Linked DNA regions of Homo sapiens: all the other regions are linked to region 3. The links are chromatin contacts, found by Hi-C or POLR2A ChIA-PET in ENCODE. All regions are on one chromosome and are shown on one strand. Each heading gives the region's core, a stretch centred on a gene start or an enhancer-like site at or near the end of the contact. The rest is flanking DNA. Distances are from core to core; before and after follow the strand shown. Region 1 overlaps SH3PXD2B (SH3 and PX domains 2B). Region 2 holds the start of ATP6V0E1 (ATPase H+ transporting V0 subunit e1). Region 3 overlaps LOC107986479 (a long non-coding RNA gene). Region 4 has its middle 31 kb from the start of UBTD2. Region 5 holds the start of UBTD2 (ubiquitin domain containing 2).

Region 1 (5,470 bases), core at 1,160-3,659, 330 kb before region 3:
GAATGCTTATATATATATATATTATATATATATATAAAATATATATATATTATATATATATATATAAAATATATATATATTATATATATATATAAAATATATATATATTATATATATATAAAATATGTTATATATATATATAAAATATGTTATATATATAATATATATGTTATATATATATATAATATATATGTTATATATATAAAATATATATATTATATATATATAAAATATATATGTTATATATATAAAATATATATATATTATATATATATAAAATATATATTTAATATATGTAATATATATATATTTAATATATAATATACATATATATTTAATATATAATACACATATATAATATGTATATTAAATATATAAAATACATTTTTATAATACATAATATATAGTATATATATATGTTTTTAAATATATAATATAAAAAAAAATATATATATATATATTTTTGAGACGGAGTTTTGCTCTTGTTGCCCAGGCTGGAGTACAATGGTGCAATCTCGGTTCACTGCAACCACTGCCTCCTGGGTTCAAGCAATTCTCCTGCCTCAGCCTCCTGAGTAGGTGGGATTACAGGCATGCACCACCATGCCTGGCTAATTTTTGTATTTTTAGTAGAGACAGGGTTTCGCCATGCTTGCCAGGCTGGTCTCGAACTCCTGACCTCAGGTGATCTGCCCACCTTGGCCTCCCAAACTGCTGGGATTACAGGTGTAAACCACCACGCCTGGTTGAATGTTTTTATGTATTTTTTTTGTTTTGTTTTGTTTTGTTTGTTTTGTTTTTTTTTTAAATATTTTTTAAGAGCTGTAAAGAAGGAGAAGAGGAATGAGAAAATGAGAAAGAATTATTATTATTATTGGTGGTAGTAGTGATAGAGACTGTATGTGGCCTATAAAGGCTAACATATTCACTGTCTGACCCTTTAGAGAAAGTTTGTCAACCCCTGGCCTAGAACATGGGTGGCTTCTTACTAGGGCTCAGTAAGTGTCTGAATGAAGGAAGGAACAGTTTAAAACTCAGCTTTGCCGGGCGCAGTGGCTCACGCCTGTAATCCCAGCACTTTGGGAGGCCGAGGTGGGCGGATCATGAGGTCAGGAGTTTGAGACCAGCCTGGCCAACATAATGAAATCCCGTCTGTACTAAACATGCAAAAATTAGCCAGGCATGGTGGTGTGTGCCTGTAGTCCCAGCTACTCGGGAGGCTGAGGCAGAAGAATTGCTTGAACCCGGGAGGTGGAGGTTGCAGTGAGCCGAGATCGCACCACTGAACTCCAGCTTGGGCAACAGAGTGAGACTTCATCTCAAAAAACAAACAAACTAACAAAAAAACCCCAACCCCTCCCCACCCCGCCCCAGCTTTAATGACTTCCTATCTCAGGGAGCATTCAAATGCCTTCCTTCACATTTCGTTTTGTTTATACAGGTCTCTTTGCTACCAGACTGTGAGAATGGTTTCCACCTGGGGACCCAGAGCACTACCAGGTACAGATAGTTACTCATTTAGTATTTATTAAGCACCTAGTAGGTGTTTAAATAAATTATAAATTAATTATACATTAAATAAATATTGAATGAATAACTGTACCTGTCTTGTTCATTCAGCATCCAGCACAGGTGTACAACAGACATTTGTGGGATGAATGAACACAGGATAAATGAAGACTTCTAGAAACCCTTCCTCCTCTACACAAGGCTCCAGGCATCCTTATAAATTTATAATCTTATAAATTAAAGATGACTCCTTCTTGACTATAAGTAGAAAGAAGGCTTCAGTTAAGTGAAGATCCAGTTAAGTCAGGTTTACTCTGTCCAAGAAGCTCAACTTTTGCCACCCAGTTTTAACACCTGATGGTGGCACAGTTGCACCACATACAATTTTCAGGACTCTGATGAATGCGCTGGGCGTTTCTGCACTAACCCTCCTAACCAGTGTGCCAATGGGATTTGGCAAAACTATGAGCAGTGACAGAATGACAGAACCAAGGAATCATGAGATTTGCTATAAGCAAGACAGAGAGCCAGGAAATGAGGAGGGGAGAGCGCTCTGGGCTGTGACTCTGGGTTGGCTGGAGCACACCCCGGAGTGGCACAGGGCTCAGGGCTGGCACTTCCTCCAAGACTTGCTCTGGGGCCAGGTCCAAGACTACAATCTCCTTGCTGTTTTTCCATGGCAGTAGCTTAGACTGTAGTTCTCTGCCATGAAGTGGTTCAGAGAATGCATGGAGTTGCTTTTTCAGCACCAGTTCTTTCAGAGCAAGTTGCTTCATTTCACTCAGAGCACTCAACTTATTGAAACTGATGAAAAAAGGTTCATTCATTTGATCTACCAGGAGTCTCCACTTAGGCTTCAGGACGTTTAGTTGTTAAGTGAAGACACCTACTGGTGGAGCGTGATATTGCAGCCAAGCTCTATAATGCCATAATAATTGCAATCTCTAAATGTTGCGGCAGGCAACTAAAGCTAAATTCTAGGAGTTGCCAAGTGTGAAATCAAAGGATTCCTAGGCAAGGATTATCACTTTTGTGGCCCAGCAGGAAATATGAGAGAAGAGGGGATGAGAAAGAGGAAAGTCTGACATTGGAAGGGTGATTTTTATTATCAAGTGTTATAAAATACTCTCAAGAGGTACAGTGCCTTATCTACCACAGAAGTTTTCTGTTTGGGCATATTTTTTCTTCATGATGACATGTCTTGAATTTTTAAGATGAAGGGTAAAGGGGATTTTCCTTCCAAAAATTCACTATACTGTCAATCTTGCTGAAAGAGTCAGTAAACAAAGAATGCTTTTAAGTAAAGGTTAGAAAAATCAGGAAGAAATATGTTCCTCAAATAATTGCATGATCTCTTGACTTTTAGTGAGAAGATTCATTTTCTGCAGGATGAGCAGAATTTGAGACCACATTAGCCAAAGTCTGTAGGAGCCAGCCAGCCAGCCATGACTGGGAAACGCCAGAGGCAGATAAGCCTTCTCCAAAGCAGAGTTTTGGTGTAGAAATCTCAGGAGTTAGTCTGTCAATGTTAGATCCCTTCAAAATTCAATCCAAAAGGCTTATTCTAAAATAAAGGAAGTGTTCAAAGGTCACATAAGATATAAGGCTAATCCCAGCTTGGATTCTTAGTTTGAATGAAGAAAGATGCTATTTTCCAACCAGTTGAACTATAAATAAATCCATCCCCATCATTTCAGGTGAATGACGTAACAGCAGTCACCACAAATTAGAGCTTTTTCTCCCTTTTCCAGACAAATCCCCTCATCAAGCCCGTTCCGACTGGACATTTGTGTTTGTCACAAACCAGAGCTGTCTCTTTCCTCTCTTCTCTACCCTCCCACACCCATTCCTTCTAGGGAAAGTCTCTGCATACTCGAAACCAGAAACTCTGCCAGCCCAAGAGTGGCAGCTCCTCTTCTCTCTGCTCTTTTCTGAGAAACATATAATTATCCCCGGGGCTCGGGAACTATTTGCAGCTTTAGCAGGATGCCATGGCTCTGGCCAGTACCTATTAAACTAGAAAGAGGAGCTATAAATGGACTGGTTGGGAAAAGGCTGAAGTTAATTCTCGACGCCATTCCCTGAGGCAGAGAGAATGACTGTGGGGCCTGTGAAGTTGACCACAGGGCCCGTACCCAGGGGCAGCAAAGGTACTGGAGCTTTTGAATTTGGAATTTCTACTTGATATGGTTTGGATCTGCGTCCCCACCCAAATCTCATGTCGAACTGTAATCCCCAATGTTGGAGGTGGGGGCTGGTGGGAGGTGATTGGATCATGGGGGTGGGTCCTTCATGAATGGTTCAGCTCCATCCCTTTGGTGCTGTCTCGAGATGGAGTTCTCAGGAGATCTGGTTGTTTAAAAGTGTGTAGCACTGCCCCTCTCTCTCTTGGTCCTGCTCCTGCCATATAAAAACTGCTTGCTCCACCTTTGCCTTCCATCATGATGGAAAGCTCCCGGAGGCCTCCCCAGAAGCTGAGCAGAAGCCACTGTGCTTCCCGTACAGCCTGCAGAACGATGAGCCAATGAAACCTCTTTTCTTTATAAATTATCCAGTCACAGGTATTTCTTTACAGAAGTGTGAGAATGAACTAATATACTACTGCTGGTCAGGGGCACCCATGTATTTTAAGTAACAGTAGTAGTAATAAAAACGGCATCAAGCATACATTACTGACAATGTGCCAGGCACTATTCTAGGTGCCTTACAAATATGATTATAAATCCTATAATAATCCCACAAGGCAGATTGCTATATCAACCCCAGTTTACAGATAAGGAAACTGAGGCCCATGAGAGGGGGTATCCTTTTTCACTTCTAGGATCTCTGTTCGCACCCCTGATCCTCATCAACCCCTTCAAACCTCCTGGCACCCTAGGAAATTAAAGAGCGCTGGATTCTGGAAGTTCCGAAGTCCACATTGGCTCCAGGTAAGGTATGGGCCGGGGCCTTTGCAGATGTGGAGGATGATCTTGGGTGGCAGGAAGAAAAAGTTGGGCCACTGTTTATATAAATGTATAAACCCCAGGGGAGAGCTCAATTATTCCTCTGTGCATACGCAATTTCCCACCTTCTCTTTCTCCATAATTGCTTCTGAGAGAAGAGTTGTGTCATCCAGGAAATGGAAAGCTTATTAGGAGGGAATATAATGTATTTTAGGGAGAATGGCAATAGGGACGGGAGTCGCTTGACGCTGCATCTGTCATTGCCCAAAAAGGGCTGGGGTCTGGCGCCAAGGATGTCAAATGGACATGGCCCAAATCTACCGCACATTCCTGCTTCCCAGCCTGTGCCTGGCGATCCCCTCAGCCCGGGATGCCCCTCATTCTATGGAAACCTTCTGATCCTTCATCAAGACCCAGGGTCCCTCCTTTCCGATCCCTTATCACACCTGAGAAGAATGCTCTTAGCTCTCAGCTACCATATTGCTCTGTATAAAGTGGAACAAAGGCATTTAACTCCCGATAGCATGGCTAGGAAGAAGTCTGCCTCCCCTTCTCCATGAAGGCATTCTCTGAGAAAGACTCCAAGTCTCAACCACTTGGCAGTTTTTTGGTATATTGGATGAAACAACCTCAAATACTATTTTTGGGAAATGGGATGGGGTATCAACCAATCAATCAAGCATCCATCCATCCATCCATCCATCCATCCATCCATCCATCCCTCCACCAGTTCAGCCACCCCTCCTTCCCTTCCCTCCCTCCTGCCAACCATCCACCCATCCACATCACTGTATCCTCAGCATGGAACCCAGAGCCTGGTGCACAGTTGGTGCTCGGCTGGAGTTTGCCGAAAACTGAACGAAGAGAAGAAAATAGAAAATATTCTTACCAGATTTCTTTTTCCCAATGTGCTCCCTGTACAGGAAAGAAAGGGGGTGGGAAGAGTAACGAGTCAGTACTTGCCATGTATTGACGTGAGTTATTCTGCCGGGAAACTGAGATTCTCCACCCCCCAC
Region 2 (5,051 bases), core at 1,094-3,593, 290 kb after region 3:
AGGAGAAAGTAGAAATGAACTTCTTTCTCTAATTTTGTTCTGACCTCATCCCTTCTTAGCTACTCAATTCAGTTGCACAGTTATTTATTGAGCACATTCTATGTATAAAGTCCTCCCGGAAACAAAGATCAGTGAAACAGTGCCTATTCTCAAGGAGTTGGCCCTCTAGTAGAGGGTTGGTCAAGATACATATACAACAAGGCCAAAGAGATGCGCTAACAGGATGAAATGGGTCTTGGAGAAGGCGGTGTTTGGGCTAGAACTTAAGGACCATAGGATTTCTGCTGGGGCTAAGTTTTGGGGAAGCATTATGAGCACAAAGGAGACAAACTAGTTTTCTACATTGCTGATCAGGTTAAAGGCTTAGAATCATGTCCGAAAAGTTGGTACAGATGTTGAAGATTATTGGTCCAGTTTCCCGTTTAATACAGGAATCCATTCTACTTGATGAAAGAAATCAGGAGTTAATGCAATGTGGCTACTGCAAGGAAACCATGGTCCCTGGTAAAGCACATTGCATTTAAAGACCTGCTTTCTATCTTGCTTTCACCTGTAAGCTTTATCATCAAGCTCCTCAACCTCTCTGAGAACTGGCTTCCTTGTCTATTCCAAGCTTGGCGCATACTATAACTAACATATGTGAAAATTCTCAGCAAGCGTTCTAAGCCCTGTTTATCAGCTCAGCACGGTGGCTTATGCCAGTAATCCCGGCACTTTGGGAGGCTGAGGTGGAGGATCCCTTCAGGCCAGGAGTTTAAGACCCACCGGGGCAACATAGCGAGGCTCTGTCTCTACAAAACATTTTAAAAATTAGCTGGTGTGGTGGTGCACACCTGTAGTCCCAGCTCCTCAGGAGGCTGAGGCAGAAGGATGGCTTGAGCCCGGGAGTTCCAGGCAGCAGTGAGCTATGGAGCACCACTGCACTCCAGCCTGGGTGACAGAGCAAGGCCCTGTCTCAAAAAACAAACAAACAAACAAAACTGTTTTACCTTTCTTTTTCTTTCTTTCTTTTTTTTTTTTTTTTTGAGGCAGAGTTTCACTCTGTCGCCAAGGCTGGAGTGCAGTGGTGCGATCTCAGCTCATTATAACCTCTGCCTCCCAGGGATTCAAGCGGTTCTTGTTCCTCAGCCTCCTGAGTGGCTGGGACTACAGGTGCATACCTGGCCAATTTTTGTATTTTTAGTAGAGATGGGATTTCACCATGTTGCCCAGGCTAGTCTTGAACTACTGACCTCAGGTGATCTGCCCGCCTCGGCCTCCCAAAGTGCTGGGATTACAGGTGTGAGCCACCATGCCTGGCCTGTTTTTCTTCTTACCATTCTGGCTAATTTCTACTTGTCTTTCAAGGCTCAGCAAGGACGAGTTGGGTAGAAAGCCTTGCAGGGTCGTCCACTTACTTTCACACTGCATTGAGTCGCCTGTTTGCAAGGTCATCTGCTCCCCAGAATGTGAACTCCCTCAGGGGTGCCTGATTGACTTCTGTAACTCCAGAGCCTGGCACAGCACACAAGATAAATAGTGGTGCGCTAGTTAAGAGCTCTGGCCTTGAAAATCAGATAATCAGGGGTTGAATCCTGGCCCTGCCACTTACTATGTGACTTTGGGCAAGATCCTTATCCTCTTCCCTGGGCCTCAGTTTCTTCAACTGCAAAGTGGGGATAATAATTACAATTACCTCATAGGCTGAAGTGAGGAGTTCAACACGGGCTCATGCACTTTTTTTTTTTTCTTTTGAGACAGAGTGTTGTTCTGTTGCCCAGGCTGGAGTGCAGTGGCGCAATCTCGGCTCACTGCAACCTCCACCTCCCGAGTTCAATTGATTCTCCTGCCTCAGCCTCCTGAGTAGCTGGGACCACAGGCGCGCACCACCACACCCAGCTAATTTTTGTATTTTTAGTAGAGACAGGGTTACACCATGTTGGCCAGGCTGGTCTCGAACTCCTGACCTCAAGTGATCCGCCTGCCTCAGCCTGCCAAAGTGCTGGGATTACAGGCGTGAGCCACCGCACCCGGCCTGGGGCTCATGAACTTAAAGATCATGGCCCAGTGCCAGGCACACGGGAATTCAGAATAGTAAGGGACAACTATTGTTAAGTTCTCTATGTCTGTTGCATAAGTAGATGAGGCTGTAGATAACTACACTCTTTGTCTAAAAGGGCCAAGTTCTCATCAGAACACTTTGCTGAGCCCCGGGTGACCGAATCCCTAGCTCTGGGGTGAGCGACATGCCTCCAAGGAGCTGCAGCCAGGAGACAGCCAGGCGAAGGCGGGGCTCTGCCTCTGGGCTCCCCGAGGGGCGGAGGCCGGCGCGCGGGTCACGTGGGGGCGCGGGAGGCGGGGCTTGCACACGCTGGTCACGCGGTCAGCTATTGACACTTCCTGGTGGGATCCGAGTGAGGCGACGGGGTAGGGGTTGGCGCTCAGGCGGCGACCATGGCGTATCACGGCCTCACTGTGCCTCTCATTGTGATGAGCGTGTTCTGGGGCTTCGTCGGCTTCTTGGTGCCTTGGTTCATCCCTAAGGGTCCTAACCGGGGGTAAGTGCGTGAGGCCCGCCTTGGGAGGAACGGGCGGTGAGGAGCTAGCAGGCCGGGGCGGGGAAAGGCACGACCCCCACACGGGTCAGAGAACGTTGCATGGGCGCCCCCCGCGCTGCAGAGTCAGGCCCCCGACCCGGCGGAACTCCTTGTGTTCCTTTTCGCAGCAGCTTCAGTGTCCTCCGGCCTGAGCGAGTGGAGGGTGACCTTTGGTGGACCCCCCTTGGAAACGAGTTTCAGGGGAATTTTTTCTCATCATAGTCCTGTGTGGGGAGGTGCAGTCGGAAATGAGCAGGCCGAATCTGGGAGAAACTGGGGTTTGTCCCTAGTCGACTGTCCCCCTTTAGCCCTGCCTTCCACCCACATGAGGCCTCGTTTGCCTGAACTTAAGGATCAAATAAATAAAACAGAAATTGGCTTCTCTGCCTCCCATGCTGTCGCGGTTGCGTACAGAACAAGCTCCTTCGACAACATTGAGCCCAGGCCTTGCATCTAGTGGGCGCCAGGAGGCGGTTGGGGCCTGATCTAAAGCGAGATTAATTACCAAAGAGCAGGAGGTATTGTTGAGAAACCCCTGCGTCATGCCTTTTGGAGGGCGCTCCGGCTCTTGTATGTGAGTGTAAGAAGTGCTTAGAATGATTGGCTAAGAAAGATTTTGTTTTTCCAGACTTCTTTGTTGGTTAGAGCTTTGTCTCTTTTGGAATTAAACTTTTTAACTGTAGTATAAAATAGAGGCTTAATCTTCAAAGGAGCCTTGGAACACCCTCTTCCTGGTTCCTCTTTTGCTTCTCAGTCATTTTTTTCTCAGTTCAAGATGATGAGAGGTGAAACTTCGACTGAAGTCAGTTTGTCAGAAACACCATCTCTTGCTTTATTCTTGAACCTAATTGGTGGCTTCATAGTGCCTGGTTTTCATAGTACCTTGTATGCACAGGAGGCACCCAATAAATACCTGTTGAGTGAATAGTTCTATTGTCTTTATTAAAAGAAAAAGATTTTTGGCCAGGTGCCGTGGCTCACGCCTGTAATCCCAGCACTTTGGGAGGCCAAGGCGGGCGGATCACGAGGTCAGGAGATCGAGACCATCCTGGCTAACACGGTGAAACCCGTCTCTACTAAAAACACAAAAAATTAGCCGGGCGTGGTGGCGGGCGCCTGTAATCCCAGCTACTCGGGAGGCTGAGGCAGGAGAATGGCGTGAACCCAGGAGGCAGAGCTTGCAGTGAGCCGAGATCGCGCCACTGCACTCCAGCCTGGGCGACAGAGCGAGACTCCGTCTCAAAAAAAAAAAAAAAAAAGAAAGAAAAAGATTTTTACTACTTCCCTAATATTTTGTGACCTGAACCCCTTTTGCTCCCTGGGATACATTTGCTTTATTAGTCTAAAATTATTTTTTTTTAAAAGATACATGGTAGATGAATTTTTATCATTTTTAAGTATCAAGTTCCTCCTCCCTGGTAACACCAGTTATATGGGGTCATCTCTCCTACCTATAGAGGTTGATGGACAGAGTCAGAATTCTGGCATTATTAAAGCAATTGTATTTACCAAAGTTAATTAGACTTGTTTTTCCTACTGGAGTTAGCGAACAACAAAGTGCTTCTTTGTTGTGTTTATATCTTCAACTGTTTCATTACCCTACTGTCTGCCTTTATGGCCTTTGTACTCAAAGAAGCATTTATTAATGTACTAATAGCACTGACAATTCCTTTCTTAAAGACCATTCTCTCCCCTTCCTTGGGATGTCATTGCCATTATCCAGGGTAATGAAACCCATCCTGTTTCCACTTAGCCCTAGAGAGTGTCATGATTCAGGTATTTGACCAGCTAGTGATATATAGACATGTGTCACTTAACAAAAGGACTATGTTTGAGAAATGTGTTAGTTGGGCTTTTGTGTGAACAAAGAGTTTACTTAAACAGATGGTACAGCCTACTACACACCTAGGCTATTTGGTAGAACCTGTTGCCTCTAGGTAGGCTACACACCTGTACAGCATGTTACTGTCCTTAAATACTGTATAGACAAATGTAACACAATGGTATTTGTGTATCTAAACATAGAAAAGGTACAGTAAAAATACATATCAAAGATTTAAAATGGTCCACCTGTGTAGGGCACTTACCATGAATGGAGCTTGCAGGACTGGAAATTGCTGTGAGTGAGTCAGTGACTGGTGAGTGAATGTGAAGAACCAGGACATTGCTGTATACCATGGTGGACTTTAGAAACACTGTATACTTAGGCTACATGAAATTTCTGAAAAAATATTTTTCTTTCTTCAAAAATAAATTAACCTTAGCTTCCTGTAACTTTTTTACTTAAACTTTTGAATTATTTTTAACTTTTTGACTCTTGTACTAACACTTGGCTTAAAACACAAGCAAGGCTGGGCACGGTGGCTCACACCCATAATATGCAGCACTTTGGGAAGCCGGACAAGAGGATTGCTTGAGACCAGCCTGGGCAACACAGCGAGACCTTATCTCTGAAAAAAATTTTTTTTAATTAGT
Region 3 (4,962 bases), core at 341-2,840:
TAACTTTCTCCTACTTTATATGGCCTCTCAAAGACAAAAAGTTTCTTCGCTTTCTGTTTGTAATTATGTCCTTGGACCTAGACCCCCTGGTTCCCAAGTGCAAATGGGCCTAGAACATTTGCAGCTGTGATTTCACAGACTCCCACCAGCCACCCATTGTATTACGGTCCCATTTTACAGGGAGGGGAAGGGGCTGCCCCACATCACACTGCTTAGGAGCTGTGGGGCCAGGATTTGAACCAGGCCTGGCTCTTTCCACCACATCACAGCATGTCTGTGGGTACATTGTCAGGAGGAGGGGGAGGGAAAGGAGGAAGGAGAGTAAGAAGAAAAGGACAAGAAAAAAACAGCCAGATTCAGCACCTCGAAGGGCTTTTTCTAGAAGAACATCAGCTGTGTCCTGACTCACACAATGCCTATCCGTTCAATTCCAGGGACAGGGAATATTTGCTTTTCCCTTCAGGCTCTGATCTCCCAGCTCTTGGAAGCTCCCACACAGGGATGTGGAAAACACGATTATTCCAGGCATCGAGCTATGGGAACAGAACCCCGACCTTGGCTGTTAAATACACCTATGGAGAAGCTTCCAGAAGCCCAGCAGTGGGGTGTGTTGGGGAGGAGATGCATCAAAACGAAATGCCTCAGGCAGCCTGATCCCCTTTCGTCAGCCTCCTCCCCTCTCAGCTTGGGCCTTCCCAGGTCTAAACCCTTCTCCCCAGACAGACAGCCTGACTCTCCTGACTCTCCGACTGGCCAGCGAAGACCTTGGCCATCCTTTCAGGAGCATGTGGGCCTGCTTAGGAGGGCTGGGCCGGCCTAACTGAGTTCACATCCATGCTCTGCCCCAGCCAGCAGAGGACCTGCCCTCCCCACTGGGCTTCCTAAGGGTGCCTCTCACATACCAAACTTTACGTGAATGTGCCCCCTGTAGCTGCACGATGGGGATGCCCCCTTCTGAGCCTCCCCCTCGTGGCCCCTACGTGGGCCCTGTAAGACCACACCCTCCCTCAGCCCTTAGGAGGCTGCATCCTGGCATCTTAGCTCTGAGCTGGGGTTTCCAGTGTGATGGGGTCTAGTGTGGTGGGTGAGTTCCCTCCAGCTGAGGGGACAGGCCTGCCTGTGCTGTGGGATCTTGGGCAAGTTACATACCCTCTCTGAACCTCAGTTTCTGCAGCTTCGAAGGAAGAGGGGTGTCAAATTGTGTCAGAAAGTGGCTGGCATATAGCAGGTGCTAAATGTTTTTTAGGAGTATTCTAGACCCTGCTACACCAGCTACCCCTCGCCCATGCCCTCCCCTGTCCCATCTGGGCCAGGGGCTGCCTCCATCCTCCTACAACCTCCTGGGCCTCCCGTGCCACCTCAGTGAGCCTGCCCTGCGACACTGTCAGCAGCATCTGCAGGTGACGCGGCGCATCCCCGGCTCCCAACACAGGGTCTACCAAACAGGAGAGTCTTAGTGTGTACACCCCTCACCCACACCCAGCGTGGAATTTCTGGCATTAGCACACCTCCCTTCCACAAAGAATGAACCGGAGTGGTGATCTGCTGGTGGGGTCGTGCCAGGCCTCGGGGCTGGCCCAGGCCCCCGCCCCTTGCTTGTCTTGGTTCCCAGTCAAGAGCGCTGGCCCCAGGCCTGGGAGGCTGACCGACCTCAGACTCCAAGGGGAAAGCCACACTTTTGCTCAACTCCCAGGAGCAGCCCCGCATTCCAGGAGGGGCGTGGGAAGCACCAAGCCTTCCCCAACTGAGCTGAGCGGGGAGCTGCCTGCAGCCACGCTGGCCCCCCCAGCCTCAACGCTGGCCCAAGCCCACTTTGGGTTCCCCAGGGACAACCACCCCACCTCAGAGGGATGGAGATGGGGCTCTGAGAGATTGCCACGGCCACCCCAGGAAAGAAACACCAGGATGTTCCCAGGAACCCTCTCTGGCTTCCCCATCTGCCCGCAGTTTCCCACGCTGACTCCGTCTCCTTTTTCTGGTGCCACCCCACCCCTGATCAGCACAAAAAGAGTTCCCTACATGACTCTGAGCAATGGCAGACTCCCTTCTGCCTCTGTCCCTCTGACAGGTGGTCCCAGGGCTGTCTAGAACCTACTCCAGGGCCATCCCTCCCGGCTGACCTTGCTATCTTTCCACCCTGGAGTTATTTCATCTGGAGGTGTTATGAATACAGACCCGGCTTGGGGGAGCCTCCCGCAAGGTACTACCCGAGCTGGACCTTAGATGCTGGACAGCCCTTGGCAGGCAGAAGCTCCTCCTGAGCACTCCCTGCAGAAAGGAGCTGCCCAAACGCAGAAGCTGATGGGCCCCGTGCTGGAGGAGCCCTCCAGGGTGGGGGCAAAGGTCCCAAGAGACATTTGCCTTCTGCAACAAACCAGCCTTTCTCCAAGAGGTTCACACGACCCTGCTGGCTGGCGCTCCTGAGCAGGCTTCCTCCCACAGGGCAAGCTCCCCTTGGCCTCCCAGGAAAGGATGGACGGACAGGCAAAGGGCAATGAAACGGCCTGGGCTGGGAGTGATCCTGGGTAAGGGCCCCGTCCCCTCGGGCTTCCCTTTCCGCGCCCTCACCATAAGGGAGTGAAACTGAAAGTCCTGAAGTTCAGGGAGGTGGCTCGCCAGGCTCCTCGGCAGAAGGCGCGGGGATTGGACGGTTTCTTTCTAGAAGATGGAGCACTGTCGCTCTCTAGTGGCCACGGTGAGAAGTGGCAAAGACCTGAGCAGAAAGACATTGGTCAAGGTCCAGGTGCTGGACAGATTTACACCCCCTACCATCCCCCCGAGCGCATCCTGCAGAAGCCGCAACGACCGGGAAGCCAGACTCCTGCAAATGGCCTTGTGGATCTGGGTAACCTTGAGGAGGCACGTCAGGGTGACATTGAGTCTGGGTCTGGGGTCAAGTCTGCGTTTGGGGGTGGACTGGAGCTGAGGGTGTGGTGGGCTGGGGCTGGGGCTGGGAAAGGATCTCCCCGCCCCTGCAATGCTGGGAGGATGGCACATGGACACGACGTTTCTTTACTCCGGTCCTACTGACCTGACCCGCTCCGTTTAACCCGCACGTCTGACCCTGTGCCGGGCACATTAGAATAAAACAAGTAGGGGAGGAAAATGCAATATTTTTAAACCCTCAAAGATAGACAGAAATGACAATGCAGCTAAAACTGCACCTTTGGCCATCAAAAAAAAAAAAGTGCCTCCCCAGTGCTTGAGATATTTATGCCCCAGCTGGTTCAAAAGAAGTTTGCTCTGGGGCAGGGCACGGTGGCTCACGTCTGCACTTCTGGAGGCCGAGGTAGGTGGATAACTTGAGGTCAGGAGTTCGAGACCAGCCTGGCCAAAATGATGAAACCCCGTCTCTACCAAAAATACAAAAATTAGCCGGGCGTGGTGACGGGCGCCTGTAATCCCAGCTACTCAGGAGGCTGAGGCAGGAGAATCGCTTGAATCCAGGAGGCAGAGGTTTCAGGGAGCCGAGATTGCACCATTGCACTCCAGCCTGGGCAACACAGCCAGATTCTGTCTCAAAAAAAAAAAAAGAGAGAAGTTTGCTCTGGGTTTGTGACAAGCTCTGTAGATTGGAAACCTCTGTAGGTTCCGCCTTTCAAGCAGGAGTAGCAGAAACCCAGCACAACTGGCCTGTATCAGTCTCAGTGCAAAGTATTTACTGGCTGTGGGGTGCTGAAAGCTGTTGGACTAAATGGGTTGCGAATGATGATAGCACCATCCTCCTCTCTCACTGCCTCTGCACACGGTAGCCCTGGCGTGCCCAGAGTCATATTCTCCCAGCTTGAGGTCCAGCCTTACAGCAAGATCTGGGACTGTATCTCCCTGGACCAACTTCAGTACGAGAAGAATATTAACGATACGTTGTTAAGTAAAAAAATTTAAAAGCTACAAAATCATATATACCATATGATAACATTAAAATATACATGAACAATTAGTCATGGGAATAAAAGGCTGAAGGAATGTACCAAAATGTTAACAAAAGTCATCTGGATGGAAGTACAATGAGGGTGAAATAAAAGTGGTTTAATTTTCTTCTTTTGCTTCTCTACATGTAAGAAAAATTTTAAATTCTATAAGAAACATTTATTGTTATAATAAGAAAAAAGTTATTATTGTTTAATGCAACAAAGGCCTGGATAAGGACATAAAAAAAGAACTGACAAGAGGAGACAGTCCTCTAAAGACAATGGTCAGGCCAGCCGTGGGGCTCACGCCTGTAATCCCAGCACTTTGGGATGCCAAGGTGGGCAGATCACCTGAGGTCAGGAGTTCGAGACCAGCCTGCTCAACATGGCGAAAGCCCGTCTCTATTAAAAATACAAAAATTAGCCAGGTGTGGTGGCGGGCACATGTAATCCCAGCTACTGAGGAAGCTGAGGCAGGAGAATCACCTGAACCAGGGAGGTGGAGGTTGCAGTGAACTGAGATCATGCCATTGCACTACAGCCTGGGCAACAAGAGCAAAACCCCATCTCACAAAATAAAAAATAAAAGACAGTGGACAAAGTAGAGCCCAGTGAATTAGCAAATCAATCTAACACGACAAATCTCTGCTCTCACCATCCTCATTGCCAGGGGCCAGGGCCAGAAATGGAAGCAGATGTTACAACAGAATGGCCAGTGTTCTGGCGAGGGTAAAACCAGGACATCGTGGGAGCCCTGACTAACCTGAGAGGGTCAGGGGAGGTGTCCAGGAAGAGGAAACTTGGAGGAGCATTTTGAAGGGGGCGCGTGATAGCCTCCAGGTGGAGAAGAGGAAGGAAGATTGCCAGGCAGATGGAAGAGCACAGCGAAGGCCCAGGGGCAGCTTATTCCAGCTTGGGTGGCCCATCAGGCCAATAACCACAGTAACAACAAAAGGTATAGAAGAAGCTGGTTTGGAGAGGATGCTGAACTCCACCTTGAGGATTGCTTTTGAATATTTCTTTTTAAATAATTCTTTTGGCTTTCCTTTCC
Region 4 (4,961 bases), core at 1,154-3,653, 380 kb before region 3:
ACGGCAAGGAGGCTGTCCAAGTTCAAGTGCCTGATTTGATCTTTCCATGGGAGGAGCAAGCTCAGGGAGATGACAAAGAACAGATAGATGCATATGATGGAATTCCACATTGTTCATTTATGCTGGGGAAATTAACCACCCACTCAGTCCTGGTCACAGGGTCTCCCTTCTGATGTGGCAGGTGGGACCTTTCAAGACACCCAAGTATGGTTTTTTTTTTTTTTTTTTTTTTGAGGTGGAGTCTTGCTCTGTCACCCAGGCTGGAGTGCAATGGTGTGATCTCGGTTCGCTGCAACCTCCACCTCCCAGGTTCAAGTGATTCTCCTGCCTCAGCCTCCTGAGTACCTGGGATTACAGGCGCCCACCACCACGCCCGGCTAATTTTTGTATTTTTAGTAGAGACAGGGTTTCGCCATGTTGGCCAGGCTGGTCTCAAACTCCTGACCTCAAGTGATCAGCCAGCCTCGGCCTCTCAAAGTGCTGGGATTACAGGCGTGACCCACCGCGCCTGGCCCCAGCTATAGTTTAGACGGTTGCTGGTTAAGCAAATAATTCGAGCAGATGGAATTGGATCTTCCTAAGGAATGTTCCTATTATCTTGTGACTTTTCTTTCTCTAGTCTACAAATAAGAAGATAAACTTTTCTCTGGATAACTGGAAAGAATCCTAGAAATCAGAGTATTGTGCCCTTTGAAAAATATTGAAGAAACTCTACAAAGTCTTGCTCTTCAACACAGTTTTTTGGACTCCATACAGAACACTCTGCATTATGACCAGACAATGGACTTATTGCCACGGTGGAATAAAGGTTAGATTTTAATCTGTGTAGTTTGTGCCTGCCCAGTATTCGTTCATTCTTCCTCCAGTAGTGAAGGCCAGAATTCCCTCTGAAGAGCCAGTTCCTCCCATCTATGACTCTTAGTCCATCTGATTCTGGTGGAGCCCACTTCTTCCCCACTCCAGCGTGGTCCCAAGTCTCAGACTCAAGCCAATCAGTGCATCCCAAACCCAGGATTGCTCTAGGATGGTCATGTGATTCAACTAAGCTAAGAAGAGGCAGATCCAGGACTTTAAAAAACAAACAATAAACTCCTGAAACAACTCCCCAAATAACCAATAAATTGTTAATTTGTTTTTTTTTTTTTTTTTTTGAGACGGAGTCTCACTCTGTTGCCTAGACTGGAGTGCAGTGGCACGATCTTGGCTCACTCCAACCTCTGTTTCTCGGGTCCAAGCAATTCTCCTGCCTCAGCCTCCCGAGTAGCTGGGATTACAGGCACCTGCCACCACACCCAGCTAATTTTTGTATTTTTAGTAGAGACAGGGTTTCACCATGTTGGCCAGGCTGGCCTTAAACTCCTGACCTTAAGTGATCCACCTGCCTTGGCCTCCAAAGTGCTGGGATTACAGGTATGAGCCACCATGCCCTGCCAACCAATTGTTTAGAAGAGCCTTTTCTTCTGCCCATGAATTTTGGAGGAAGTAAACTTGCAGCTGCTTGGAGTCCCTAAAAGGGAAAAAATTGGGGCTGCTCTCCAGTTGGCGAGAGCCTACCCAAGCGGGACACTAACATAGAGGAAAATACAGCTGAGAAAGAGGAAGAATCCAACCCCTGAGAAATAATCTGAGCCAAATTCAGCAATGCTTGAATCTACCCCGTGGAATTTTCAGTTTCGTAAGTCAGTAGTTTTAAATTTTATTTCCTGTAAGTCTCAGTTGAGTTTCTCTCACTTGAGGGTAGGAAAGGTTTTATTTGTCTTTGTCTCCCAAGTACTCAGTGTTAACTCATAAAGAAGCATCCTTGTGTGCCATATTAAAAGACTTAGGGCTGGGCGAGGTGGCTCACTCCTGTAATCCCAGCACTGGAGGCTGAGGCAGGCGAATCACTTGAGGTCAGGAGTTTGAGACCAGGCTGTCCAACATGGTGAAACCTTGTCTCTATTAAACATACAAAAATTAGCTGGGTGTGGTGTCAGGTGCCTGTAATCCCTTTTACTCGGAAGGCTTAGACGAGAGAATCGCTTGAACCCCGGGAGGCAGAGGTTGCGGTGAACCAAGATCGCGCTACTGCACTCCAGCCTGGGGGACAGAGTGAGATGCCATCTCAAAAAAAAAAAAAAAAAAAAAAGGCTTAGGCTTGATCCCCGGCAAGTGAGGAGTAACTGAGGAGCTGTAAGCAGCAAAGCTATATGAAGCGTTTCATGCATTGGAGCTATGGGTGGGTAGACCTTTCAAAAGCAAGCAGTGGCGTGAACCTGGGAAGCGGAGCTTGCAGTGAGCTGAGATCGCGTCACTGCACTCCAGCCTGGGCGACAGAGCGAGACTCCGTCTCAGAAAAAAAAAAAAAAAAAGCCAAGCAGTGGCAGACATGAAATCTTTACCTCATAGCCCCACCCAGCTGAAATTACACACCCTCTGACAACAGGAGGCCAGGGACCAAACTGAGTTGTACACTCCCTGTATAGGTATGTAAGAGATAGGGCTTCTGTTCTCCCCATTCCTCCCTCTCACCATACCTGGACTGCTTTTGGAAGGAAACTTCTAGGGGTCCATGAGGCAGGCCTGCACACATTCCAAGCAGGCAGTAAAGCGCATTTCATTCTGCATGGTGTCATCAGGCATTCGTTAAAGGAATATATGACCTGTGGGTGATTAAAATCTAATGAAAACAGGCATTCTCAGAATGACTTCCAGAATCCAGGCAAGAGAGCACTGTTAAATGTCTGGAAATTATTGTACAGTTAAAGCACCCACACTCCCTTCTCTCCCAGACAACCCTGGGTCAGAATTGATCTTCCCTGTCTTTGTTCTTCTACTGTGCTCATAATCTCTCAAGTGCAACACGGATCGTGATATTGTCAGAGGTGTGTGAACCAGAACAACTCTGTCTTGAATAGGAGCTGAGTAAAGTGAGGCTAAGACCTGCTGGGCTTCATTCCCAGACTGTTAAGGCATCCTGAGTCACAGGATGAGATAGGAGGTCAGCACAAACACAGATCATAAAGACCTTGCTGATAAAACAGGTTGCAGTGAAGAAGCCGGCAAAAACCCACCAAAACCAAGAAGGCCACGAGAGTGATCTCTGGTCATCCTCACTACTACACTCCCATCAGCATCATGACAGTATACAAATGCCATGGCAATGTCAGGGAGTTACCCTATATGGTCTAAAAATGGGAGGCATGAATAATCCACTCCTTGTTTAGCATATCATCAGGGAATAGCCATAAAAATGGGCAAACAGCAGCCCTCAGGGCTGCTCTGTCTATAGAGTAGCCATTCGTTCATTCCTTTACTTTCCTAATAAACTTGCTTTCACTCTACTCTGTGGACTTTCCCTGAATTCTTTCTTGCGTGAGATCCGAGAACCCTCTCTTGGGGACCGAGACCCCTCTCTTGGGGACCGAGACCCCTTTCCGGTAACAGCATGACTGTAAAGTGGAGTTGCTTTGTCTATATTCCCTTCTAGAGGTGAACCTTGAGGTCAGGGACAGTCTTACTCATCTTTATGGTCCCCTGCACACCCCCACAATGCCCTTAATACCCAGTTGTTCAATGGACTTGGTGAAATTTGTAATCTCTAAATAGGCCTTGTGAAACCAAACTACATATGGCCTGAGAAGGATTCTGTACGTCTTTATTTGAGTCTTTGTGGACAAACTGCAACCTAACTTAGTAAGTAGACAAGATTGAAAACCTAACTTAGGAGTATGCGCCTGTAACAATAGCTGAGTCCTGGCCAATCCCAGTGGCCATCCTTCAACCACTCATACACTGCTGAGTGTTCAAACTGTGTTCAAATAAGGCAAACGCCAACCTGTAACCAATCCGGCTGTTTCTGTACCTCACTTCTGATTTCTGTATGTCGCTTCCCTTTTTTTGTCTATAAATTTGTTCTGACCATGAGGCATCCCTGGAGTCTCTCTGAATCTACTGTGATTCTGGGGCTGCCTGATTGGTGAATTGTTTTTTGCTCAATTAAACTCTCTTAAATTTAATTCAGCTCAAGTTTTTCCTTTAACAGCCTGACTTTATTTTGTTATATATATATATTTTGAGGTGGAGTTTTGCTTTAGTTGCCCAGGCTGGAGTGCAATGGCGCCATCTCGGCTCACCGCAACCTCCGCCTCCCGAGTTCACGCGATTCTCCAGCCTCAGCCTCCTGAGCAGCTGGGATTACAGGCATACGCCACCATGCCTGGCTGATTTAGTATTTTTAGTAGAGATGGGGTTTCTCCATGTTGGTCAGGCTGGTCTCAAACTCCCAACCTCAGGTGATCTGCCCACCTCGGCCTCCCAAAGAGTTGGGATTATAGGCACAAGCCACGGTGCCCGGCAACAGCCTGGTTAAAAAAAAAAAAAATTGGGCCGGGCATGGTGGCTCACGCCTGTAATCCCAGCACTTTGGGAGGCTGAGGCGGGAGGACCACGAGGTCAGGAGATGGAGACCATCCTGGATAACACGGTGAAACCCCGTCTCTACTAAAAATACAAAAAAAATAGCCGGGCGTGGTGGCAGGCGCCTGTAGTCCCAGCTACTAGGGAGGCTGAGGGAGGAGAATGGCGTGAACCCGGGAGGCGGAGTTTGCAGTAAGCCGAGATCGCGCCACTGCACTCTAGCCTGGGTGACAGAGTGAGACTCCGTCTCAAAAAAAAAAAAAAAAAAAAAAAAAATTGAAAATAAACATGCTCCCTGAATCCATATGTTTATTAAGACTCTTTTGTGGCCAGTGACAGAAACTTAACCCAGTCACTTAAGAAAATCGCTGGTTCATTGATTCACCTTCAGGCACAGCTGGATGCAGAGTTTCAAACAGTGTCACCTACACTCTATTTTTGTTCTGCTTTCCTTTGTATTAGGCTTTGTTCTCCTGCAAGCTCTGCGCTTGAGATGACCAATATGGTTACTAGCATCTGTAGGCTAAATTCAGCCAGCTTGGCAAGTACAGTAGAAAAGAGCT
Region 5 (4,829 bases), core at 1,900-4,399, 410 kb before region 3:
GTACTTCAGCCTGGGTGACAGAGCAAGATACTATCTCAATAACAAAATATAAAAATAAAAGTTTTTTTATTTGAAAAAAGCCTAAGTAGCTGGAGCTCAAGAACTAAATTCTAGGCAAGGTATATGCCAAAGGAAAATACAACAATTAATCCCAAAACAATAGATAATGCAAAGCTTATAATGTGAATTAAGCCACTTCCATATTCTACAGTCTCTTATAAAAATCTCCCAAATTCCTTCAAAGAATACACCTAATAAGGAAGGTTTTATTGATATACACATAATTACTTGCATACATAAGAGATGGATTCAGAGGGAAAAAGGAAAGTATAGTATTTCAAATGGTCAAAAGATTTTTTTAAAATCTTTTTCTTACTAAGGCTGGCTGATATTTAGAAAGGGTCAAGCTATTCTAAAATGGTGATGTTTGCACAACACTGTGAATGTAATTATTTTGTTTATTTTTTTAAAGACAGAGTCTCACTATGTTGCCTGGGCTGGTCTCCAACTCCTGGGGCTCAAGCAATCCTCTCGCCTCATCATCCCAAAGTGCTGGGATTACAGGCATGAGCCACCCCGCCTGGTTGGTGAATGTAATTAAATCTGTCATGGAAAGTTTAAATCCGTTGTAAGAAGCATGTGAAGACTCCATGTTGATAAAACAACTTTCATAACCCAACACATTCAGATTAAAAACACGGCAAAACCCACCTCTACTAAAAATTTTTTAAAAATTAGCCGGGTGCGGTGGCATGCACCTCGTGGTCCCAGTTACTTGGGAGGCTGAGGTAGAAGGATCACTTGTACCTGGGAGGTCAAGGCTGCAGTGAGCTGTGATCTGGCACTGCACTCCAGCTTGGGCGATAAAGCAAGAACCTGTCTCGAGAAACCAAACCAAGCCCTCCACACATCCCCCAAACCTAACTCACTACCACAGTATGTTTGAAAAGCTAGGGATCTGTGCCAACACCCTTAGGAAAAAGTCTTTCCCTTCCCAACAATCTACTTATTAAGCAATAATTTTTTTTATATGTTAACCTGCAACACACCTGAGTTAATTTCACTAAACCACAATTAACTCTTAATTATCATGACAATAATGGAGAATAAAAGCGTCCATAATCAAATTCCAGAAATAATCCTTTTAGTACAAGAGCCTCTTCCCTGACCCCAGTTACATCAGGGCCCATGTCCTCTCTCCAAAAGAAAATAAAGACGTTTGGTGGTTAATGTTCCTTTTTCTAAACTTCATGTACAGCAGAGCTTACGGTCCAGAGAACTCAGTCCTCAAAGAAACTGATACTATAGCTATCTAACTGGATACCACCGGTAATAAATTACCCAAAGCTAAGATTTCACGCTTTTTAAAGCCCATATTAATAATGCCTGTCTGGTCATAAGTCACACTACCAAAAGGCTTAAATAAATTAATCCACATACATTACGGAGAAGAGCAAAATGCTTATGACAATATTAAAATGAGTGTGAAAAAAATTTAATTAAAACTAAACACTAGCGATAACAAATACTAATATATTTCAGAATCATTAATGATCAACACAATTAGAGGAAGATTCATTTTGATCCTTCAATTTCACCTTAACCCAAGGCTGTTTTAAATCGTGCCCTTTTTATCTTCCTGCTTTGTTGTCACTGAGGATCTCAATATGCCAGTAATAATGCTACGACATAAAATACACTATAAAGTAGCATTTTCATGGACTTTTTCAAGACAACTTCCACTGAGTTCTCAAGTTATTTACCCAGGATTTAGTCATACAGGATACCCACAGATTTTAATAAAGTGGCATGGCTAACCATCATGGAATTCAGGAAATCCATTAGCCAAAAAACTTAGGTGTACATGGTTTGTGAAGAGAGCTTAAGTGACAGGGCAAGCAACTGGTCTAAATGTTAGTATGCTACGAAAAAGTTGTAAACCCTCCCATACCCAAACAATTTAAAAATTTACAGACATGCACATTTTAAGGCAGCTAACATTAGGTCACAAATCAAACCAACGCTGTCATCTTTGCCTAAAGGCTGTTTATCACTAAAATATTCTACAGAATGGACGTAACCAAAGGTCACTTAAATAAAGATAGAACTAATTTTATTATTATACTGCCATACTACAACTACTACTGATTGAATTAAAATACCTATCCTCAGCACGCTTTTACTATAAAGTAGGAGTGCGTTCCCGTGTTAGAAAACTTTTAAAGTACTGATCTTACTGGGTGGGGTAAGTCAGGGTCCAACTGCACTTGTACTTTTATCCTACATATTTTCCTTCTACGTAAGACAGATGGGAATGTGATTAGCCCACCCCGACAGCACACCGGCCTAACACCCCCAAGCTCTAGCTAGGAGCCACGTTTTACCCGGGAAGACCGTTTCCCCACCCCTCCTTAATACAATGCCTGCGGCCACTGGAGACTCCTCCAGCCGAGCTCCAGAAACTCGCAGGTTTAAATGGCCAATCTGGAACCAACCGGGGCAGCTGTCATCTGAAACTCAGGAAAGCTGAGACCAGCCAACTCCACAGAACAAGGAAGGGTGCGGAAAGATGTGGCGGGGCCCGTCGGAGGGAACGCATCAAGCTCCCTCCCCCCGCCATCAATTCGCTTTTCTGCAACCCCGGCGCCGCCATCCTGATCCTCAATAATTAAACGGCCTGGAGAGGGAGTGAGGTGGCCAGAAGGGCAGCTTCGGGTCCGACTTCCCCGAGCCGAGCGGGGCGGTCGGCGAGGCCAAGGGCTACGTCCCCGGCGCTCAGAGGACTTTTCTTCAGGGCTGGGGCGGGAAGGGGCGACCCCCGCGGCTGGCAGGACAGCCGGAAGCGGAGCGCGGGGAATGACGTGGAAGAGGGGATGACAAAGGGGCGCGGGGGCCCGGCGCGGCCCGCGGGGGTCGGGACAGGTGGCCGGGCCTGGCCGGGAACAATGGGGGGCCGAGGCTGCCCCCTGGCGCTCACCTACCTCCGGTGCCCTCCGAGTTCTCGTTGAGGCTGCCCGAGGAGTCGTGCTGGGCGCCCACACACCCGCCCATGGGGGCCCCCGGCGCCTCGTCCGCCACCTCCGGACGCTCGTCCGGGCCCGCCGCCGCCGCCGCTGCAGCCTCCTCCGGCGCCACCGCCGAGCTCCGGACAGGCGCGCCGCTCCGCTCGCCCGCCGCGGCCCAGCCTCCGCCCCCCTCGCCGCTCCACCCACCGCCTTGGCTCGGCCCCTTCCTCCGCGCCCACTTCTACCTCAACCCCCGGGCCGCCCGCCCGGCAGGCCTGGCCCGCGCGCCGCCCTCGCCTTCGGCTCAGCCCCGCCAGGCCAGGGCTGGCCCATCCCGGGCGGGCCGCAGCGCCCGCCTCGCCCCCTCACAGCCCCGCACACCCGAGTCCAGGCGAGCCCCGCGCCGGCGCCTCGCGTCCGCCAGGACCCATCGGCCCCCGGCCCGCGGCGCCGCCCTCCGCACCCACGGCCTGGGCTCGGCCCGGCCCGCCCGGAATCGCCGGAGAAGGGCGGGGCCACCGGAGGCCGCGCTCTGATTGGCTGCGGGCGGGGCTGCGAGCGGAGCGGGGCGAGGGTGAGGCGGGGGAGGGGACGCAGGGGGCTAGGTGGGGGGAGGACTGCAGGCGGGGGGAGGACTGGAGGCGAGGGGAGGAGGAGAGAGGGAGGACGGGAAGAAGAAAGGAGAGGGAAGAAGGGAGGGAAAGCAGGAAAAAGCCGAACAAAAGTGAGAAAAGAGGAGTGGGAAGGGGCGAAATCGAGTTCCTGGCTCCTCGGCCGTCGGCTCCTTCTTGCTGGTGGAAGCGGGTCGCACGGGGGAACCGAGAAGTAGTCGTGGAAGACTCGCAGGCGGGGACGGGGCGGTTTCCCAAATAACGGGGGCTCGGGGGAGAGTGTCCTGGCCGAACGTTGAGGTCCCAGCGCCCTTTGAATTTGTATGGCGCTCCGTGGGTTGGTACCCCGAATCTGGGCTTCCTCTTGCCTGCCCACCCCCGTCTTCCCTAAAATCATGGGGCCCCATTATTAGGGGTGGAGGCAGTGGTTGTGGCAAACCAAACTGAGATTAGAGGCGAGGCGTCCTGATGGAACGCCTGGAAAGAAGAGATAAACGCTGACCTTAGTTCAGGGGGCGTGGGTTTCTTTCATTTTCACGGGATTAATGATTCAAACAATACTACTTATCAAGATCCTGCCTTTGGGTATCTTAAATCGTCCTTAGGCCAAAGTGAAGTGTAAATGAGTGAAACACCCTGCCTTTTCGAATCTAGAATTTGGGACATTGACCACGCCCAACATTCTTGGCGGTTACTTTTCCAATCTCAGCCAAATTGTTAATGGTCCCTTTAGAATTGTGCTTCGTGCTATGATGCCTTAAAATTGTTATCATCCTGCTTGGGACTTTCTAAAGCTTATTTCTGCCTAAGAAGCTGTTTTAACTATCTGCTCCATTTTTATATCAGACTTTCTTTTTTTAACATCCTGGGTCAGCTTTTGCTTAGCACGAAAAAAAATTTTTTAAGTTGAAATACCTAAGAAAGAGATGCTCTGCAGCTTGGGATTTGCATTTAAATATATTCTCATACATTGCTGGTGGGAGTGTAAATTGGTTCAATCTTTTTTGCAAAGCAATTTGGCAATGCAGATCAAGAGCCTTAAAAATGTTCATATCCTTTGACTCGGGATTATTCCACATCTGGAAATCTAGCTCACAGAAATAGATCAAGCTATTATACAAAGATTTAGATCTCTGTATTCATTTGATAAAAAGACAGTAGACAAGCAAAACCTACACTTAGGTTAAAACACAGAAATGTCGTGAGATATAGA

What was found. Hi-C counts contacts between places; a loop is a spot of excess contacts on that map. ChIA-PET counts read pairs that join two places held with the same protein, here RNA polymerase II (POLR2A). Pooled maps may share reads with other maps.
Region 1: a loop to region 3 is called in a map of dorsolateral prefrontal cortex, with 2.7 times the contacts of the local background. The contact joins two enhancer-like sites. A Hi-C loop is called at or near these places in 4 of 168 maps with a recorded cell type or tissue (ascending aorta, dorsolateral prefrontal cortex and posterior cingulate gyrus) and 13 of 50 pooled maps.
Region 2: a pooled map shows a loop between it and region 3 (5-fold over the local background). The contact joins the promoter of ATP6V0E1 here to the enhancer-like site in region 3. A Hi-C loop is called at or near these places in 2 of 168 maps with a recorded cell type or tissue (IMR-90 and endothelial cell of umbilical vein) and 8 of 50 pooled maps. POLR2A ChIA-PET finds 5 or more read pairs at or near these places in 3 of 52 experiments (WTC11, activated CD4-positive, alpha-beta T cell and naive thymus-derived CD4-positive, alpha-beta T cell).
Region 4: a loop to region 3 is called in a pooled map, with 3 times the contacts of the local background. The contact joins two enhancer-like sites. A Hi-C loop is called at or near these places in 1 of 168 maps with a recorded cell type or tissue (HepG2), 2 of 37 single-sample maps with no recorded cell type and 2 of 50 pooled maps. POLR2A ChIA-PET finds 5 or more read pairs at or near these places in 2 of 52 experiments (H1 and activated T-cell).
Region 5: a map of ascending aorta shows a loop between it and region 3 (5-fold over the local background). The contact joins the promoter of UBTD2 here to the enhancer-like site in region 3. A Hi-C loop is called at or near these places in 8 of 168 maps with a recorded cell type or tissue (B cell, CD4-positive, alpha-beta T cell, CD4-positive, alpha-beta memory T cell and 4 more), 4 of 37 single-sample maps with no recorded cell type and 26 of 50 pooled maps. POLR2A ChIA-PET finds 5 or more read pairs at or near these places in 1 of 52 experiments (PC-9).

Annotation. Positions count from the first base shown.
Region 1 is chr5:172,368,447-172,373,916 of GRCh38, forward strand. SH3PXD2B (SH3 and PX domains 2B) reads right to left here. Exons shown (of 13, transcript NM_001017995.3): 6 at 5,344-5,369. Among named protein-coding and RNA genes, the nearest start is that of SH3PXD2B, 83 kb to the right of the region's middle. Within about 2 kb of position 2,410, at least 2 of the 41 ENCODE cell types and tissues checked have a DNase peak (open chromatin) inside an H3K27ac peak, as active enhancers do; they include dorsolateral prefrontal cortex, where a contact is called at or near this core.
Region 2 is chr5:172,981,428-172,986,478 of GRCh38, forward strand. ATP6V0E1 (ATPase H+ transporting V0 subunit e1) reads left to right here and starts at 2,344. Exons shown (of 4, transcript NM_003945.4): 1 at 2,344-2,537. The coding sequence starts at 2,434. RefSeq lists an enhancer at 2,159-2,453 and a silencer at 2,219-2,398.
Region 3 is chr5:172,695,008-172,699,969 of GRCh38, forward strand. It overlaps LOC107986479 (a long non-coding RNA gene), which reads right to left. Exons shown (of 3, transcript XR_001742997.1): 2 at 2,569-2,713. Among named protein-coding and RNA genes, the nearest start is that of MIR5003, 35 kb to the left of the region's middle. RefSeq lists enhancers at 2,640-2,799, 2,870-2,929. Within about 2 kb of position 1,591, at least 13 of the 41 ENCODE cell types and tissues checked have a DNase peak (open chromatin) inside an H3K27ac peak, as active enhancers do; they include ascending aorta and dorsolateral prefrontal cortex, where a contact is called at or near this core.
Region 4 is chr5:172,312,513-172,317,473 of GRCh38, forward strand. No RefSeq gene overlaps it. Among named protein-coding and RNA genes, the nearest start is that of UBTD2, 31 kb to the left of the region's middle. RefSeq lists enhancers at 3,208-3,297, 3,328-3,417. Within about 2 kb of position 2,404, at least 3 of the 41 ENCODE cell types and tissues checked have a DNase peak (open chromatin) inside an H3K27ac peak, as active enhancers do.
Region 5 is chr5:172,280,615-172,285,443 of GRCh38, forward strand. UBTD2 (ubiquitin domain containing 2) reads right to left here and starts at 3,150. Exons shown (of 3, transcript NM_152277.3): 1 at 2,982-3,150. The coding sequence starts at 3,051. RefSeq lists a silencer at 2,743-3,652 and enhancers at 3,227-3,827, 3,828-4,427.